Linked DNA regions of Homo sapiens: region 2 is linked to region 1. The links are chromatin loops, found by intact Hi-C in ENCODE. Cell type or tissue: OCI-LY7. All regions are shown on one strand. Links, peaks and the distances in the headings refer to the core of each region. The heading gives the core; the rest is flanking DNA.

The links. A loop is a pair of places that touch in the nucleus more often than their neighbours do. Peaks named below come from ENCODE experiments on the same cell type or tissue, not always from the same donor. Only the 100,000 strongest peaks of a DNase experiment are listed, where the experiment ranks them.
Region 2: it touches region 1 in a loop (5-fold over the local background); 1 of 110 quality-filtered maps calls a loop at or near these places.

What each region holds. Positions count from the first base shown.
Region 1 is chr22:46,773,834-46,778,216 of GRCh38, reverse strand. The region is part of intron 1 of TBC1D22A (TBC1 domain family member 22A); the gene reads right to left. Among named protein-coding and RNA genes, the nearest start is that of TBC1D22A, 13 kb to the right of the region's middle. RefSeq lists enhancers at 447-526, 3,811-3,880, 3,921-4,000, 4,063-4,383 and a silencer at 4,271-4,383. In OCI-LY7, for the core only: CTCF peaks have their summits at 2,691 and 3,549; DNase peaks (open chromatin) are centred at 426, 2,626, 3,426 and 3,976; H3K4me3 peaks cover 4,000 bases; H3K27ac peaks cover 3,838 bases.
Region 2 is chr22:45,773,060-45,777,442 of GRCh38, reverse strand. All of the region lies in intron 9 of ATXN10 (ataxin 10), which reads right to left. Among named protein-coding and RNA genes, the nearest start is that of MIR4762, 15 kb to the right of the region's middle. In OCI-LY7, for the core only: no CTCF peak of the experiment used is centred there; a DNase peak (open chromatin) is centred at 1,722; H3K4me3 peaks cover 2,379 bases; H3K27ac peaks cover 3,929 bases.

The DNA.
Region 1 (4,383 bases), core at 253-4,252:
ACATCTACACGATGCACAGTGAGGACCCAGACCTTCCCATTCACTCACCCTTCATTCACCGACCCACCAAGGGCACCGTCCAGTCCCGTGAGCGCCAATCGCACCAGCTGCCCTACACGAGTATGCCATTTTATCTTTCATTCTGTATTTGTACTATACCTGCTCCATATTTAGAGATGTTTAGATACAAAAATACCAACCATTGTGTGACAACTGCCTGCAGTATTCAGAACAGTACCATGCTGTACAGGCACATAGCCTCAGAGCAACAGACGGTGCCGTACAGCCTAGGTGTGCAGCAGGCGACACTGCGCTAACTCTACCTGGGTTTGTATAAATGTGCTCTGTGATGTTCACACAGGGACCAAATCACCTAAGGACACATGTCTCAGAAGGCGTCCCCGTCGCTAAGTGATGCATGACTTTCGGAGCGGCTCCGCCACCCTGGCAGCCAGCCATCACCGAGGCCCATTTCCCCTCTCTCCTTCTTGCTGCTTCTCACTCAATCCTGGCCCTGCCCAGCTTCCCCTCAGGACTCATCACACTGAGCTCTTTCTTCTTGCTCCCTCCTCTGCCTCCTGCCAGCCTCTCTGCATGCCCCAGACTCTTCTGTGTGTTCCCAACTCTGCTCCCCAAAGCCGAGTCCTCAGTCCTCCTTCCTTCTCTTATGAAAAATCATGCTCTCTCCTGACCTCCTCCACCCGAGTAAACGGTTCTCAAACACGTGCCTCCAAGCAAAACCACTGCCAACTCTCAGCCACGAATCCACCACCTCACGTCAACGGGTTCCCCCAAAAAATCAGCTGTGCCCCACCGGCCACTCCTCACACCCACTCTTCGGTCCCCACCCTTGGACAACATCACTCTCTACCAGTCACACAAAAATAGACAATGTGCTCATCCCTGCCTCGTACCTCTCCCTCGAGCCCTCTTCTGGCGGCCCCTGGCTCTCACTGGCCCATGTCCTGGCATCGAAAACCCTCTGTCCCACTAACTTAAATCGGGGCTCCATTTTCTCTCATTCTGACCATGTATCTCCTGTGACCACCTCCAGAACTGCCATCCACCAACAGGAGGGTCAGCCTCGTCTCCTCCCTGAAGCACACCACCCACCCACGTCTCCACATCCTCTAGGTCACCTTGGAAACCTCCCACACATCTCTCTTCTCCTGTCCATCAGCCCTGGCCCTGACCCATCCCCTGCTCCTGAGAAGAACATGACAGTTGCACCGGCTGCCCCAGGGTTTGGCCTCAGCTCTGTCGTCCTGTGCCCATCAGAGGATGGGTCACTCCCCAGCTGAACATCCTTCAAGGTCTTCCTACAGGCCTTGGGGAAGAACTCGTATGCCTTCAGGTCCTATGAGGCCTGTGCAGTGTCCTCCTGCCCCTCTCGGCTCACACATCCCCTCTCGGGAGGGCTCTTTTTTCCCACCTTTTGCAAAGTGTGGCACAGGGTCCGTTTTGAATATCTACTGAACTAACTGAATTGCAAGCACTTCCTGACAGTCCCCTTCCTCTCTCTCTCCTCCCCACGGCCATGGTTCTCACCCGACATCCTGGCTGGCCTCGTCCTACCCATGCAATCTCAGGCCAGTTCCTTGACCTGAGCCTCTGTCTCTGGCACACAGCAAGAGGTCAATAAACAGTAGCAGGAGGTCTGATCAGGTCACTCCTGCTCAGAAACCTTCCCTACTCCAAACACAAAAGAGCCTCAAGCCAAAACTCCTGCAGCCACCATCCTGAACACTGACCCTCACCTCCCATCCCACCACGCAGCCGCAGCTGTGCCCACTCCTTCCATCCATACCACCCCACCACACAGCCACAACTATGCCCACTGCTTCCACGCACACCATCCCACCATACAGCCACAGCTGTGCCCACTACTTCCACGCACACCTCTGTTCTCAGGTAGCCAGCGACCCGCCAGGCTCCCAAACACACCCTGTACTCCTCCTCACTCAGGCTGTGTTCAAGCCACCCTGTGCCAAGAAGGCCTTGTCCCAGCCCCTGACTACAGAACACGCCCCACACCCCAGGTAACCTTCAAAGTCCACTTTAATGTCATCTCATGTCCTCAGTGAAAACTCCCCTTTCCTTGCCTATACTGCCACAGGGCTTCCTGGCCCCTCCGTGGCCCGCTTGGCACCAGCATCCTTGCGGCAGAAGCTCCTGGCTGGTCTGTCTCCCTCAGCAAACGAAGTCCCTCGGTAGCAGGAGTAACACCAGGCTCACCTTTGCACACGCCCCAGGGCCTCATGTGCAAACAGAGCGCATCCCATAACTGCTTGTTCCATTTAATTCTCTTCCTCACTGTGCACGTGTGTGAATGATTAAGCATTTTAAAGGTACACCGTATCTTTGAAGGAATTAACTTCCAAGAACACAGCACATTCTCTCACGACAAAACCCAGCTAGGTGACACCCTCTTAAAAGCTAGTGAGCTGCTGTAAAGGTGGCCTTTTCTCTCAGCTATTTAAAAGCATGACGGCTGAGGCAGGCACATCTGGCTGATGCACAAGCTGTTACAGTGGCTCTAGTGACTGGTTTTGGAACACAAAACTAACTCACTATAGAGATTAATTCTAAGAGAAAACAAAATGCGGCCCACAGCCAACAACCCTCTACCAGCCCTTCCAGGAGGCAGCTGTGGCCGCACAGGAATCACCTACTGCACCATCAATAAACCTGAGAACTTGGCAGCAGCCAGACCCAGTCTCAAAACAGAAGAGGTGGCGCTCTGTGCTCTTCCTCCACCCCGAGAAAGCAACTCCCAAGGCCCCAGACGTGAGCAGGAAAATAGTCATAGATTCTATAAAACTGTGGTTGTCTCTGAACCTTTCTTCCTCCCAGATCCCTTCCGTATTCGGAAAGAAGCAAGGCCAGATCTCCTCTTGACTCCCGACCCCAACAGCATAATGTAGGGAGTCCCAGGCAACTCGCTAGCCTCCCGCCCCAAACACATTCACGTGAAAACAAGGGCAGCGGGTGCACCAAGCCCTCGCGGAGGAGCTGCCACCCCTAAGAGAGCCACAGTGACACCAAGGGACCCACCCCCTTTCCAAGACCGGGTCCTCTGCCCTGTCCTCTCCACACATCCCGAGCCACTGATGGCTTTCAGCCAAGGATCAGGAGCTCATCCAGACGACTGCAATAAACATCACTCGCCTCATCTAGGTGAAAGCCTTAGAGCCAGCAAGCCTATTTTATTTTTTAGTTTAGTAAAAATGTTTGATAAAAGAAGGCCCATTTCAAACCAGCACAGCAAGGAGTAGAGGCCCAGGTGCAGAAAGCTGCACGGCACACTTAAAAATTCTATCAGCATCGGCCGGGCTCCGGTGCACACAGCGCACATGAGAAGGAAGAGGATGGCGGAGGGCGAGGCAGCGCTCAAATGAACCCAAGCATGAGCAAGAACACCCAGGAGGGACCCGTGGGAACAGAGCGGATGCAGTCGGGGGCCCAGAAATATCAGGGGCCCCGAAGCCGGAAAGGGCTCTGCCTTGGATGGGCCTGAAGGTGAACCCGTTCCCCTAGGAGCTCGGGGCCTTGAGCAGAGGCCCACCTTCCCCACTGCAGGCCGTTTACGGAAGGCAGACTCAGGGAGGAGAGGGCGCCCAGCAATGCCTGGCCCTGCCCCGGGGGGCTGCCATCAGTAACAACACAGACGTTCTCAGCCTCTACTTCCTACTTAATAAGGAAACCCACAGGTATTCTAAGCAACTGGACTCAAAGGGCCTACGTGCCCCTTCATGAACCGCAGCACTCGGGGTGGAATTTCCATGTTTATCACCAGAAAAGAGGAAACATTTCAGAAAGGGGGAACAAAAAGTCTGGGGATACTCAAAATGAAAGTTCCCCACAGCACGGGGCCCAGAAATGGGAAGAGCCCAGGCAGCCCTGTTCCCTCTGGGCCTCCTGATACCTCTGCCTCTTGTCTGCAAAGAGAACACCAGGGGGGACCTAGAACAAGCTGCTCACCTCACTCCAGAAGAATCTCTGCTGCCGAGCACAGCAAGCCTGGTTTTCCCCCAGCCTGGAGGAGCCAGGCCTCAGGCTGAGCTCAGCAGGGCTCCAAGGGCAGGCAGGCCCAGCAGGCAGCAGCCTGAGTTCAAACAGGAGGATGGGTGCGGGGGCGGGAGGAACACCTCCACCCAAGCCAGCCCACAGCAGGATCAGATTCCTGGTGAGTGAGTCAGCTTTCTCTGTAATAATTTCAACACCTGTTAAGTCCCCTAGGGAATGGAGGAGATAAGGATGAGGCTGTGATGGGTAAGGGCACAGACTTCTAAGGTTCAAACCCCAGCTTTGCCACTTATGAGCTGTGTGGCTTTGAGCACGTAGCTCAGCTTCTGAGTTTCCTCATTTGTAAAATAGGGACCA
Region 2 (4,383 bases), core at 66-4,065, 1.0 Mb after region 1:
ACAGAAATGCATTTTATATATTATATGAACCTGTAAAAAACACATACCTGGTAAAACATTTGAACATATACTCTAGATCAAGAGAATACTAAAACATGAAATATTCCATCATCATTAAAGAATTTTGAGTTCACAAAGGTTTAAACACCCACCCGACTCCAGCTATGGTAACAACGACATAACAGAAACTAAACAGCACTTTATGCTAACTGGATATAATCTTGATAATTATAGGCTATTCAGTGTGTAACAAAGTATGACAAACCTCTCCCTAAGGCTGATCCATCTCAGTAAGTAAGGTATCACTTAGGAGTAACATGGCAAAGTTTGAACAGGAAAACCCAAATGAATTATTTTTCGAAATATAAAAGTAGCTTTCTGGTTTATTTAAAATTAATGCTCATGCATACATAAAGTCATTCAAGTTCATCGTTGTCCACTATTCAAATGACATAAATATTATTTGCCTCAAAAAGTTCAACTTGATACATTTATTGAGAAATTATGTGCAAAAATGATGCATAGGAATAAAAAGCTGAAAACGGTACAGATCCTTCCATGAAGAAACTTTTAAAAACTCTTGTCTCAGAATCACTGGCAAAAACATAATTTAATTAGAATACCAATGCTTAAAAAAACTGGCAGCAGCAGTTAGTATTTTGGGTGATATTCATATACCAAGCATCACGTGATATACTTTACATATATTATCGTTTGTGTTTATAGCAATGCAGCAAGACATAATGCATGATTTTCATTTTCTCTATTGAGAAAGCTAGGGCTCAATTACTCTTGCCCCAGATCACACAACTAGTGGGCAGCTGAGCCATGCAGGCTTCCAAACCAGGCTGCTTGGCCTTCAAGTAGAAACTTCTCTTCCATATCAGTTTAATTGCCTTAAAGCAGGGTTCCAACTTTGACATTAAAAAAAAAAAAAGGTATCAGGGAGTGCAAATTATATGAAAAACTTCATATGGCTGTGGGTGTGTGAACTTTCCTGAGAGGGGAAAATTTTAAGGGGTAAAAAATGAAAGGTGGTCAGACAAAATATCCATGTCACGCATCACACCTGCAGACATGATCATCTTCGTTTTAAACACCTTCTTCAGTGACATGCTTATGAAAGTGCTTTATAGAATGGAAAGTGCTATCAAAAGATTGGTTGTTATTAACAAAGCAACAAGTGGGTGGTTTATGATTAAGGTAAACCATGGTCCACATTAAGTTTTAGACAGAAAGAAATGGAAACAATCACTGAAGCCTTTACACAACGGGTGTTTTTTTATTCTGCAAACTACTACCTCTGGTTAACCGTAGGCTTACAGAGTATATCACCATCTTGATTTCGAGGACATGAAAACTAAAGTTCAGAAAGGTAACAGGACATGCTCAAGGGTGGTGATGCACAGCCCTGGGTTCCCTGAATTGGGTCCCCCTCCAGCAGACAGGTCAAGTGTGGGTCAAGGACGGAACCAATGGGCTGTGGAGTGGCCACAGATGTCGGTGCCCATGGTGGCTCCACTTAATCTCCGGGAGCTCCAGGTTTCAAACACCAGCAAACGGATGTTAATGTTACCTCCCGGCTGGCTGTGAGGGGCGGAATGATCTATCAGGTTAGAGGCTGTAGAATATTTATTATTGGTGCTACCGTGCTAAATAAATCGGAGACCCAGGTCATGACATGAGGCACTAATGAGGAAGTAAAACTTGAAGCATGGAAACTACTCAACCGCTGTTTTTCACTAAATCTCTCTCAATAACAATACTGCAAGTCACATTTTTATTATAAATAGTCACACGAAGGAGAAAAACAGTGTCATTACACAGGCTAACACTGACGAAAGCCATGTTTGGCAGTCACCTAATTCTAACCATATTTTCCAATATTAACTGCATTTTAATAAAACTGAGACACTACAGAATAACTATTTCTGAACCTGCTTCAACAAGTAAACAAGAAAATGTTTGAACAGAATAAAGACAACTAAATATGGAATGAATATAAACTTTCAGCAAGCACCCACCCGTTCTACAAACCCTCACAATGTTTGTGTTTTCCAACTTGTCTCAATTTCTTACAAAATCTCCATGAAGCCACTTAAGAGAGGGTGCACCTCAGCTAACAGGCCCTATGTTGAGGTCCAGATGTGAACACAGGGACAGGGACACAGCCCCATGCCCAGGACCAGTAGCCTCCTGTTATGTCCAGCCCTCCCAGTCCTCCATGTGCACACATCTGTCCCCTGCCCACTGCCATCCCCTCCTTCTCTAGGAGTGGTAAGGACTGAGGGCCAGTGTTTCTCAAAGAAGGCCCCAGACCAAAATTCCCACCTCTAGAAATGGTGGAGTCCTAAAATCTGCAGAGTGGATAAGTGCTTCTGGTAATACAACACTAAAGTTTTACAAACTACCAGAAAAAGGGATGGGGAAAAGGCAAAACAAACAAACAAAAAACTTTAGTGTTTCTCCGACCCCTGCCTTTATTTATTTATTTGTTTGTTTTGAGACAGAGTCTCACTCTGTCACCCAGGCTGGCGTGCACTGGCGTGATCTTGGCTCACTGCAGCCTGCCACCTCCACCTCCCAGGTTTAAGTGATTCTCCTGCCTCAGCCTCCCCAGTAACTGGGATTACAGGCGCGTGCCACCACACTCAGCTAATTTTTGTATTTTTAGTAGAGACAGGGTTTCACCATGGTGGTCAGGCTGGTCTCAAACTCCTGGCCTCAAGTGATCCGCTCACCTCAGCCTCCCAAAGTGCTAGGATTATAAGCGTGAGCCACCGCGTCCAGCCCCCCTGCCTTTATTTTGTAAAAAACATTAAACATCCTTTCTCTTTTTCAGGAACCTGACATGGAAGATTTCCTAGAGTTGGGATCCTTTGCTGTACAACACTGGTCAGGACTGGAGAGGCAGGGAGGTGTCAGGTGGACATCTGGAATTTCCTAATAGCGATCTCCTCTTACATCAAAGTAGTAGTTCCCCTCTGCCTGTAAGGCAGACTTCATTTCCAACATAAGGAACAGGAGACCTGGAGCTCTCCCACAGGACTGCTTGCTCGCACACTGTGTCTGCATTATCTGTCTCACTCCAAAATAGCGATGCAGGGACTGGTAGGGACAGGCTGCCATTCCAGACAGGTGCAGCTCCTGCTCTCACTCTACTGGACAGATGGCCATGGTCAACAGTCACAGAGTTATGGAGGCCAAAAACTCCCCCAGCAGAAATGCCAAGTAGGAGGCAGGTGCCCCACCATGCCTACTAAGGCAGGGCCACCCCCAGACATTAGCAGGCTGTCACAGTACTTCCCAGAGTGCCAGCGCACACATGCACATGCTGAAATGGTGCTGGCTGAAGCACATGGCATCAAATGGTTCTTTCTGTCTGCAAGACCTGAAGAGGGGCTGTTTTGATGGCTTCATGTTTCTTACAATTTGTTTCTACAGGCCATTCTCTCTACCCAGACAGGACTGCAATGAGAAATCTACATAGTATCCCACTAATGGGAAATCATTACATAGAAATACACCTGTGGATAAACCCATCCTTCTCTTGTTCTTCCAATGGTTGAGTCTTTTAAAACAAACAAACAAACAAACATCAGTTCATTTCTTTTTTCTTTCTGTGGTTTTGTTTTTCTTGTGATTATTTTTTACTGTTTCTTCAGGTTTAATAATTCTTCATTCAGGCCAGGTGCAGTGGCTCACACCTGTAATCCCAGCATTTTGGGAGGCCGAGGTGGGTAGATCACCAGAGGTCAGGAGTTCGAGACCAGCCTGGCCAGCATGGTGAAACCCCATCTCTACTAAAAATACAAAAATTAGCCAGGCATGATGGTGCAGCCTGTAATCCCAGTTACTCAGGAGGCTGAGGCAGGAGAATCGCTTGAACCTGGGAGGTGGAGGTTGCAGTGAGCCGAGATTGCACCACTGCACTCCAGCCTGGGTGACAGAGCGAGACACCTATCTCAAATAAATAAATAAATAAATAAATAAATAATTCTTCATTCAGTAAAAAGTAGGTTCTGTTCCCATTTAACCCCCACAGAGAAGAAGGCAGGCAGGGACATCACAGCATGATCAAATAAGGCTTGTGACTCAATGAGACATAAAATGGCAATAAAAGGCATACAAATTGGAAAAGAAGAAATAAAACTTCATCCTTATTCACAGGATATGATTGTTTATGTAGAGAATCCCAGAGAATCTATTTTTCAAATCTCCTAGAATGAATGAGTTGAGCAAGCCCATACGACACAAGGTCAATGCAAAAGTTAACCATATTTCCACATGCGAGACGAACAACCAGGAACTGGCTATTTTTAAAAAGTAACATGTACAGTAGCTCCCCCACCACATGTTATACACAGTCAGCCCTTGTGTCTC